Regions from separate parts of the Homo sapiens genome. Here region 2 is linked to region 1. A link is a contact called in ENCODE Hi-C or POLR2A ChIA-PET data. All regions are on one chromosome and are shown on one strand. The core of a region is the stretch at or near the end of the contact, and the rest is flanking DNA. Distances in the headings are between cores, read along the strand shown.

Region 1 (4,969 bases), core at 1,324-3,823:
GGCTGACACACAGAGAAACCAGAGGTGTCACAGGGTGCCAGAGAAAGGAGAGAGGCACTGCCCAGAGGCTTTTCCACAAGAGACCCTGGTTCCTTATAATTCACTCTTCTAGGTTTAATCCAGTTTGTAATGAGTCTCTGTTACCCTGCTACTAAATTATCCTAACCAAACAGTAGCAGACCAAGGGCAGGGCACAGAAGCAGCCTGTCCCAGTGGGAGGAATATTTTCCCTGACATTGTTTAGAATTGCTGGTGTATGGCAAGCACCTTTAGGTTGGTTTTATTCTTTATTCTCTTTTCATTCTCTGCAGACAATGCACCCCCTTATTGCCTGCACCGGGGGGCCGCTCCTGCCACCCTGCTCTTTGTACACTGCTGTGACTAAGTCAGTGAGGACCAAACCGGAAAGTTTTTGGAAAATGCTTTTGGAAGGGTTTTGGAAAATGCTTTTTAAAGTGCTTGTTTCCTTCTGCCTTCCTGGCCCTAATTCAAATGTGCCCCTGGAAGAAGCCCCCAGAAAGCCAAGAATTCCCAAAAGGCCCAAAGAAGGAAGTTTATCCTCTTTCCAGCCTAAAGAGGGGCAGAGGACATCTCTGCCTGTGGGAATCAGCCCTGGACCTCAGTGGGGCCAGAGCCCTAGTGTGAGGCCTGTTTCCAGCTAAGCACCTCTCCAGAGGCCACATTAGTCACCAGATTATGGATTTTCATCATGGTGGGAAGACGGCTGGTGTCACCTGCTTTCTGTAGGCATTCACTCTTCTGTTTACTCAATAAGATCCAGCTCTTAAAAGGTAGGGAGGGTTAAAGATGGGAACCCAGAAGCCTTCTTGGTGGAGGAGAACTTGCACGCAAGACTTGCAGACACAACTCAAGCGTTACTTTTCCCAGAGATATCCCAAGAAAGCCAGCCTCATCCCAAGCCTATGTGAGCATGCCCCTGCTGGGCTGAGATAAGCTACCTCAGGGAAGCAATGTTGCACAGTGGTTAAGAATGCGGTCTCTGAGCCAGGCTCCATGGCTCTGACTGTAATCTCGGTACTCTGGGAGGCCGAGGTGGGAGGATCACTGGAGCCAAGGAGTTGGAGACCAGCCTGGACAACATAGTAAGACCCTATCTCTACAAAAAGTAAAAACAAATGTAACTGGGCATGGTGATGCACACCTACAGTCTCAACCACTCAGGAGGCTGAGGCGGGAGGATTGCTTGAGCCCGGGAGTTCGAGGTTAGGGTGAGCCATGATTGTGCCACTGCACTCCTGCCTGGGTTTGAATTCTGGCTTCATCACTTAACAGCTAATCACTTCAGACAAGTTGCTCCATCTTACTTAGCCTCATTTTTTTTGTTTTGTTTTTTTGACACAGAGTCTCACTCTGTCACCCAGGCTGGAGTGTAATGGCATGATCTCAGCTCACTGCAACCTCTGCCTCCCGGGTTCAAGAGATTCTCCTGCCTCAGCCTCCCAAGTAGCTGGAATTACAGGCACCTGCCACCACATCCAGCTAATTTTTGCATTTTTAGTAGAGACAGGGTTTCGCCATGTTGGACAGGCTGGTCTTGAACTCCTGACTTCAGGTGATCCGTCCGCCTCTGTCTCCCAAAGTGCTGGGATTACAGGCGTGAGCCACTGCGCCCGGCCACGATGTCATAATTTTTAGTAGATATTACTGAGTTGTGCAAACATCACCACAATTCAGTTTAGAACATTTCTAATACCCCAGTAAAATCCCTGGTGCCCATTCAGTTCGTCCTCATCCCATCCTCACTCCCTGGCAGCCACTAATCAATCTACTTTCTGTCTCCATAGATTTGGCATTTCCGGGCACTTCCTATAAATGGAATCATACAATATGTGGCCTTTTATGTCTGGCTTCTTTCACATAGCATAATGTTTTTGAGGTTTATCCACACTGTAGCATATACTGGTACTTCTTCCCTTTTTATTGTCAAATAATATTTCATTGTATAAATTAACCACATTTTATTTATCCACTCATCAGTTGATAGACATTTGAATTGTTTCCAGTTTGGGGCTATTATAAATATTACTGTTATGTAATATTTGTATAGATGTTTTTGTGTGGATATATGTTTTCAATTCTCTTGGGTCTATACATAGCAGTGAAATTGCTGAGCTGTATGGGGAAGAAAAAGTATGGGTTGTCTAACTCTTTAAGAAATTGCCTCCCTGTTTTCCAAAGTGGCTTAGCCTCAATTTCATCATCGGCAAACTCAATATACTGAGTCTCTCCCTTGTATGGATATAGTGGGGTTTGATAAGTCAATGCATATAAAACATTCAGTACAGTGCCTGGCTCATGGTAAGTGTGCGATCACTGCAGCCTCAACCTGCCAGACTCAAGCAATCCTCCTACCTCAGACTCTTAAGTAGCTAGGATTACAGGTGCACACCACCACACCCAGCTAGTCTTTGTAGTTTTGGTAGAGATGGGGTTTCCCCATGTTGCCCAGGCTAGTCTCAAACTCCTGGTCTCAAGGGATCCGCCCATCTCGGCCTCCCAAAGTGCTGAGATTACAGGCATGAGTCACCATTGGCACCCAGCCAATGCTACTTCTTTAATTAACTTCCTGTTACTTACCTAACTCTTCTGCGGCTCTGGTAGCTCTTTGAAGGTAGGGGTTGTATCTCAACTGAGTCTTTTTTTTTCTTTTTTTGAGATGGAGTCTCACTCTGTCACCCAGGCTGGAGTGCAGTGGCGTGATCTTGGCTCACTGCAACCTCCGCCTCCTGGGTTCAAGCAATTCTGCCTCAGCCTCTCGAGTAGCTGGGGTTACAGGCACGTGCCACCACGCCCCACTGATTTTTGTATTTTTAATAGAAACAGGGTTTCACCAGGCTGGTCTTGAACTCCGGACTTCAGCTCACCTGAGAATCCCCAGCCTAGCAGAATCTCACTCACGCCAGGTGCTTTGTCGGTGGATGAGGAAACTCAAATATAGAGCCCACTGCGGGGCAGGACAGGTGTGGCACTGCCCCAGAGGCACACAGTCCAAGGGAATTGTGAGAGGGAGACTCCTGGGGAGTGCATCAGACAGGACTTCATGTGGGAGGCAGCCACTGAGCTGGGCCTTGAAGACCACTTTCTGCAGGGTCACAGGATTAATCCATAAAGAGATGCTCTCCACACTTCAAGGTAAAGCACCCAACGTCTTCACCTTCAACTAAATCCTGAGGCCCTTTTTTTTCTTTTCAGCGTCAAGGATGAAGGATGGGGCGGACACTGTCTGTTTTCTCAGTGACCTGGCAACCTAACCTAACAGCTGTGTCCAGCATCAAATACTCCTCCTCATCCCCTGCTCTTGCTCCCCAAGACCAGGAGCAGGCGCTGGAGTGCTCCTCCCTGGGGCTGGGCCACAGGCCTTAAAACTCTTTACTCCCACCTCCTTGGGGTACCCCTTCACACCTTCCTGAACATCCTCCAGGCCTATGCACACGACGGAGAGCTGGGGGTGGGGTGTGGGGTGGGTGGCAGCGACTGGGCCGTGGAGAGGATCGGGGCTCTTAGGGTGCTTATTCAGATGCAGTGTTGCTCTTTGCCCACCTCCCCTCACTTCCTCCCATGCCTCTCAGAGAAGTGAAAATAGAGCTGATGATTGGTGCGAGGAAGCCTGTGCCCATGGCCCGGAATTCCTCCAGCCTGATTCACGGGCTTTGGTTCTAATGCACTAGAATTCTCCACTGGGCGGGGGCACCAAGAGGATTCTGGACCACAGCGGTCACACCTGCTGCTCACTTCCACCTCTCACATCTGCTGTGAGGCCCACTCCCCACCAGCTCCATCAGCCAGAAGGCTGCTGTGGCTGGGGTTGCGAGAGAAGGGAGGCGGAACACTTCCTATCCCAGGGGCAATTTCAAAATCAACGCATCCCTTGCCGACCCAACGGCAAACCAACTGCTTGTTTAAGGAAATCAGTGGAATGTATGCAATTAATTACAGGGCAAATCTCAAGTCAGACTAAATACTGGAAATCAGGAACCAGAGTCCAAGTCCCTTTCGTGATCGGAAGGGGGAACTTCCCGATTTGATTGCAGAAAGCAATTTACTTCAATTAGCAGTGACATAAACAGAGTGATTGCTTAATAGGAGCACTGAATCTCTAAAAAATAAACAGCCTGAATTGCATCCTTTACCATTATATTAGCAGCATGGGATTGCTTTTCCCAAGACAGGTTTGATTAACTCTTTAGGAACCATCCTCACTCCTAAGCAGATCTCTTCAGAGCTCCTAAAAAGTCTTCACATCATGGTCCTGGCATTTGTTGTGCACCTCGGGCATATATGTTCATCAATTTGCTTGTTGCTTTAACTTTCAAGTCTTTTAATCCTCTATAATCCTGTGAGATATGTATTATTATGCTCATTTTTAACAGAGGGGGAAAATGAGGCTCAGAAAATTCATGGTGGTGATCTTTTCAAATACATACCTAATCATGTCATTCTCCTGCTTAACTTACCCTCGAAAGCCTTCCAAACCCCTCAGCATAGCCTCCAAAGCCCTGTGTGATCTGTTTCTGGCCTACTTCTCCCACCTCTGCTCAAACCACTTCTCCGCTTGCTCACCACATTTTATATTTTCAGGCCACTGCCTGTTTTGCAAGCGCGTCAAGCCCATTCCCATCTCAAGGCCTTTGCACTTGCTGTTCCCTGCGCCTGGAGCACTCTTCCTCCATTTCCAGAACTGACTTCTCAGCTTCCAGGACTCTGTTCAGAGGCTACGTCCTCAGAGAGGAGTTCCCTGTCCGTCCCATGTTCCCCACTCCCTTTCGGCTTTTGACTAACACTTAGCATGATCCAAAATTATCTTGTTTGTTTATAGTTGATGTATTTCTTGTTTGTCTCCCTCCTGGAATATAAGCTCCAGGGCGGCAGAGATCCTGTCTCCTGTTTGTCTTGTTCATTTGCACAGGGTCAAGCATACGGTAGGCAGACAGAAGATATTTGCTTAATA
Region 2 (4,969 bases), core at 1,764-4,263, 250 kb after region 1:
AACTGAGCAAGCAGCAAAATAATATTAAATTTTTGAAATAATAGATTTTGTCAAATCCAAGCAGTCACCAATTTAAAGATTCACCATTATGACTCAAGAATATTTAAAAGATAATAATTTTAAGAAAGATTTACCATTATTTTAGGTAATACTAAGAATTTAGCTACAAGGCCCAGGCACAGTGGCTCAAGTCTTTAATCCCAGCACTTTGGGAGACCAAGGCAGGCAGATCACTTGAGGCCAAGAGTTCAAGACTAGCCTGGCCAACACAGCAAAACCCCATCTCTACTAAAAATAAAAAAATTAGCCGGGCATTGTGGTACACGCATGTAATCCCAGCTACTCGGTGGCTGAGGCACGAGACTAGAGAATCACTAGAATCCAGGAGGCAGAGGTTGCAGTGAGCTGAGATTGCACCACTGCATTCCAGCCTGGGTGACAGAGACAGACTCTGTCTCCAAAAAAAAAAAAAAAAAAAAAAGGAAAGAAAGAAAGAAGAAAGAAAGGAAAGAAAGAAAGAAAGAAAGAAAGAAAGAAAGAAAGAAAGAAAGAAAAAGAAATTAGCTACAATTAAAGTATGAACTGGCTGGATATGGTGGCTCATGCCCGTAATCCCAGCACTTTGGGAGGCCAAGGCAGGAGGATCACTTGAGGCCAGCAGTTTGAGATCAGCCTTGGCAACATAGCAAGATCCTGTCTCTATAAAAAATTAGCCAGGTGTGGTGGTGTGTGCCTGTAGTCCCAGCTACTCAGGAGACTGTGGCAGGAGGATCGCTTGAGCCTTGGATGCTGAGGCTGCAGTGAGCCGTGTTTGCACCACTGCACTCCAGCCTGGGGGACAGAGCAAGACCTTGTCTCAAAAAATAAAGTATGAATCAATGTTTTTTAAAATAGCATCAACTGAAAGATACAGCAATTTCAGATAATTTAAATGTGAAAAAAATATGCAATGAGAATTTACAAAAATCATTTTAATAAAACAAAACTACCAGTCAATTAAAATATTGAACTACAATTGCATTTGCAAATATCCTCCCTCACAACTAAAATATTTTTAATTAAAATGTACATAAGTAAAAAGTTAGGATTTTTTACATTTTAAAAGGTCATACTATGAAATTAAAAATGATTTCATTTTCAAAAAACACTTTTTTTCTAGGAGATGTTAGTTCATGGCTCTGCTTAAGCTGCATCCCTATCTAAGACACAATTACATGTTCTACTTGAGGTCAGTTAGTACCTGTTAATAACAATCAGAAGAAAAGGATATTAACACCGCAGTCTGTATTTCAGCTCAGAGTGGAGTTCATGCAAATCCCATTTATTCTCTAACTGGTGGAGCTGAGACTGCTGAAGCTGGGTAAGAGGCCAAGATGTGGAACTCATACTACATATATTATGAAAATCCTGCCATCTGCAGAAAAGAAATACAAAAGATGGTGTTAGGACCCTCTCCAAATTAAAATTCTGAATTTCCATGATCACTGCTTAAGTCAAACATATCCTAACATATAGCCAATCCTAATCTACAAGTGCATGTTACTCTCCTAGGGCAGGCTAACTGAGCCATGTGGTTAAAGGAGTATTTGCATGTCCCCAGCAATGACTGAGGACTTTTTATCTGTCTGCCCTCAGCTATGGGAGGAGCTAAGGAGGAACACCAAGGTCATATGAAAGTACAGGACACCATGCCCCATAACAAACAATCTCTTCAGTTTGTTTTTTGTTTTGTTTTTTTCTCCTTTCCTCTTCTGCTTCTTGTATTCCTTCATTTGCCACTCCCCTCCAGTTTTTCCTCTCTTGTTCATGAATTAAGCCTGCCAGTGGCACTCAAGGTTAATTTTGGTAACAGAAAAATACTTAAACAAAACAAGAGTACACAAACACAAACTTTTAAGTTTTATTCTAAATGCTTTAGAGCTAGGCTTCTTCACTGGGGTGAGGGGAAAAGGGAGTGTGGTCTATAGATGGGCTACGGAGAATCCTATCAACACCCTAAAATTATATGCAAAAATACTATATACAAAACCATAATTAAAAACCAGATTCTCGGATGTGTAACTCCCAAATGAGATAAGAATGAGATTCAGAATCAATTTACATTAATTGAGCACCTACTATGTACTGTATTAGGTCCTTTCACATTGTCTTATTTTACTAGGTGGGAGTATATGGTGCTAATTGAATTAAGCTTTTTGTTTCTTCCTGTTAAAACATTTGCAAATGGGATGAGAGATTCATTCATGCAGTTTATGGTTTTAGGTTAGTGTTCTCCATCTGACTGCACATTAGAATCTTCTGAGGAGCTGTTTTTTAAAATCTCAATACCCAGGCCACACCCTAGAACAATTAATTCAGGCCTCAGTAGTTTTCCAAGTTCTCCAGGTGATTCCAATATGCAGCCAGGGCTAAGAACTTCTACTCCAAGCAGTTTCAACAGTTCCTCATGACCTACCCTACAAGATTTCAGCTTGTGAAGCTGTCACTTGGAATCCAGTACCTCAATTCAGGTTGCTAACCCCCATTTCCTTCTCACTCTATCCATTTGGTCTTCGGGTGTCCTAGTCTGGGTTCAGCTCGCCACTAGGCGTGCGGCGTCGTTTGGGCGACTGCCCCAAAACAGGGGCAGGCCCAACGCTAGCTATCCGCCCCAACGCTGGGATCAGAGGGCGCAATGCGGATGTGTGAGCTGCTGGCCAGCCTGGGGCGTCCCGAAGGAGCAGGGCCCACACCTTCCCCTTCCTCCTCAGCGTCCCGAAGGGAGTCCCGGCCAGCCGAGCTGCGGACGCCCGGTCCCGGATTTGAGGGACTGAGGCCCAGTGTACAGTCCCAGCCCGGTCCCCTTCTCTGCCTCGCGCGCCCAGAGAGCTATCCCCACCGTACCTTCCGGCCGCCCGGCAGTGCCGAACCCCAAAGTTCCGCCCTCCGCCCTTGCCTGGGGCCCACTCACCGCCGCCAGCCGACCAGGCCTAGAGACGCCCTGCTCAACCGGCGCGCCGCCTCTTCCGTTCTCGGGAGCTGTCAGCTGAGCCAGGCGGATCCCGCTGGCGCGACCGCCGGCATAGGGAGGACTCTGCGCAGCCGCCGTGGTCGCCCCTGCCTCTCGGGCGCCTCCCGCAGGCCCAAGGCGGCGCTGCCGGCGCGACCACCGTCACCCCCACTTACTGCGAGCCCTGTGCTCACAGGAGGCTCTTTTCAGTAGTTCTGATGGGGCCCGAGAATTCGAATTTTTACCAATCTCTAGAGGGGATCATGAGGCAGTGGTCTACCTAGGGCAGAGACTCTCACAACAATCCCAGACCTGCTTCTCCAAGTGGACTAAGCAAGCCTACTTCCTCCCGTTTACCTTCTCAGAAATGCTGCCGGTCTTTCTGGCACTCCACTGTGGAAGCACGCATTCATCGCTCATGTTATAACTGTAACACCGACCGCATTTATCGAGTAGTTAGGATGCTTCAAGCAGTGTGATAAATGCTCTACGTAAATTTTCTATCTTCACTGTAATCTTATGATTTAGCTACCATTTGTTATTCTCACTTTACAAATAAGGAAATTGAGACTTAGGTGCAAGAACTTACCAAGGGTCACATGATTATCGTCAGGCTAAGCAGGAATTAAAATTATACACTTCCTTCCTCACACCATATGCAAAAATTAACTAAATATGGATCAACGACCTAAATGTAAGAACTAAAACTATAAAACCCTTAGAAGGCCGGGTGCGGTGGCTCACGCCTGTAATCCTAGCACTTTGGGAAGCCGAGGCGGGTGGATCACGAGGTCAGGAGATCGAGACCAGCCTGACCAACATGGTGAAACCCCGTCTCTACTAAAAATACAAAAAATAAGCCGGGCATGGTGGCGGGCACCTGTAGTCCCAGCTACTAGGGAGGCTGAGGCAGGAGAATCATTTGAACCCAGGAGACAGAGGTTACAGTGAGTCACTGCACTCCAGCCTAGGTAACAGCGAGACTCCGTCTCAAAAAAAAAAAAAAAAAAGTCAAACACAAAAAGCCATATATTGTTTTTAATTTATATGAAATGTCCAGAATAGGCAAATCCATAGAGACAAAAAGTAGTTTAGTGGTTGCCAGAAACTAAGGCAGGAGGGAATGGGAAGTGACTGCTAATAGATACCGCTAATAGATATGGTGTTTCTTGGGTGATGAAAATATTGTGGAATTAGAGAGCAGTGATAGTTGTATAACTTTGTGAGTGTACTAGAAACCACTGGATTGTATACTTTTGAAGAGTTAATTTTATTGCATGTGAATTATGTCTTAATTAAAAAATTTTTTTAGGTACAAAGCACCGTTCTCAGCGCTTAAGTGGAATACAGAAATGTTGGCTCCTTCTCCTGGGACCCATCAAACTAATGTGCTCCTCACAATCTAATAAGCTCCTGTGTCCGCTTTTTCATATATTTCTTCCTCCAAAAGAGTAACTTGCAGAGCTAAGACTCTAACCCAAGCCTACAGGATTCTAAAGCTTTTACCACCATTGCCTCCCGGGCAGGATTAGATTCATGGGCCAGCAACCCGTGCAGTCACATAGGGCCCTGCACTTAGAAGGGCCCCAGATTTAGAAGTGGCCTGCTCTTAAGAATGATACAATGGACTTTGGGGACTTAGGGGGAAGGATGAGAGGGGGACGAAGGATAAAAGACTACAAATAGGGTGCAGTGTATACTACTCGAGTGATGAGTGCACCAAAATCTCACAAATCACCATTAAAGAACTTACTCATGTAATCAAATACCACCTGTACCCCAATAACTTATGGAAAAATTAAAATAAAAAAGAAGTGCCCTGCTCTTGATTTGATGCTGTGCTCTCACCCTCTTGAAGTTCTTAATAATTTCTGAATGAGAGGCTGCATTTTTATTTTGCCCTGGGCTTTGTAAATTATGTAGTTGGTCTTATACCCAGGAGAGAGAAAAAAACCAAGTGAGTAAATCAGGGCACCCAAG

Evidence for each region. Hi-C counts contacts between places; a loop is a spot of excess contacts on that map. ChIA-PET counts read pairs that join two places held with the same protein, here RNA polymerase II (POLR2A). Pooled maps may share reads with other maps.
Region 2: a loop to region 1 is called in a map of naive thymus-derived CD4-positive, alpha-beta T cell, with 2.3 times the contacts of the local background. The contact joins the promoter of RNF14 here to the enhancer-like site in region 1. A Hi-C loop is called at or near these places in 1 of 168 maps with a recorded cell type or tissue (naive thymus-derived CD4-positive, alpha-beta T cell) and 9 of 50 pooled maps. POLR2A ChIA-PET finds 5 or more read pairs at or near these places in 3 of 52 experiments (CD4-positive, alpha-beta T cell, CD8-positive, alpha-beta T cell and T-cell).

Annotation. Positions count from the first base shown.
Region 1 is chr5:142,221,400-142,226,368 of GRCh38, reverse strand. No RefSeq gene overlaps it. Among named protein-coding and RNA genes, the nearest start is that of SPRY4-IT1, 94 kb to the left of the region's middle. RefSeq lists an enhancer at 2,889-2,938. Within about 2 kb of position 2,573, at least 3 of the 41 ENCODE cell types and tissues checked have a DNase peak (open chromatin) inside an H3K27ac peak, as active enhancers do.
Region 2 is chr5:141,967,149-141,972,117 of GRCh38, reverse strand. It overlaps RNF14 (ring finger protein 14), which reads right to left and starts at 3,013. Exons shown (of 9, transcript NM_004290.5): 1 at 2,951-3,013; 2 at 1,241-1,414. LOC124901095 (a long non-coding RNA gene) reads left to right here and starts at 2,338. Exons shown (of 3, transcript XR_007058977.1): 1 at 2,338-2,510. RefSeq lists an enhancer at 2,831-2,980 and a silencer at 3,091-3,230.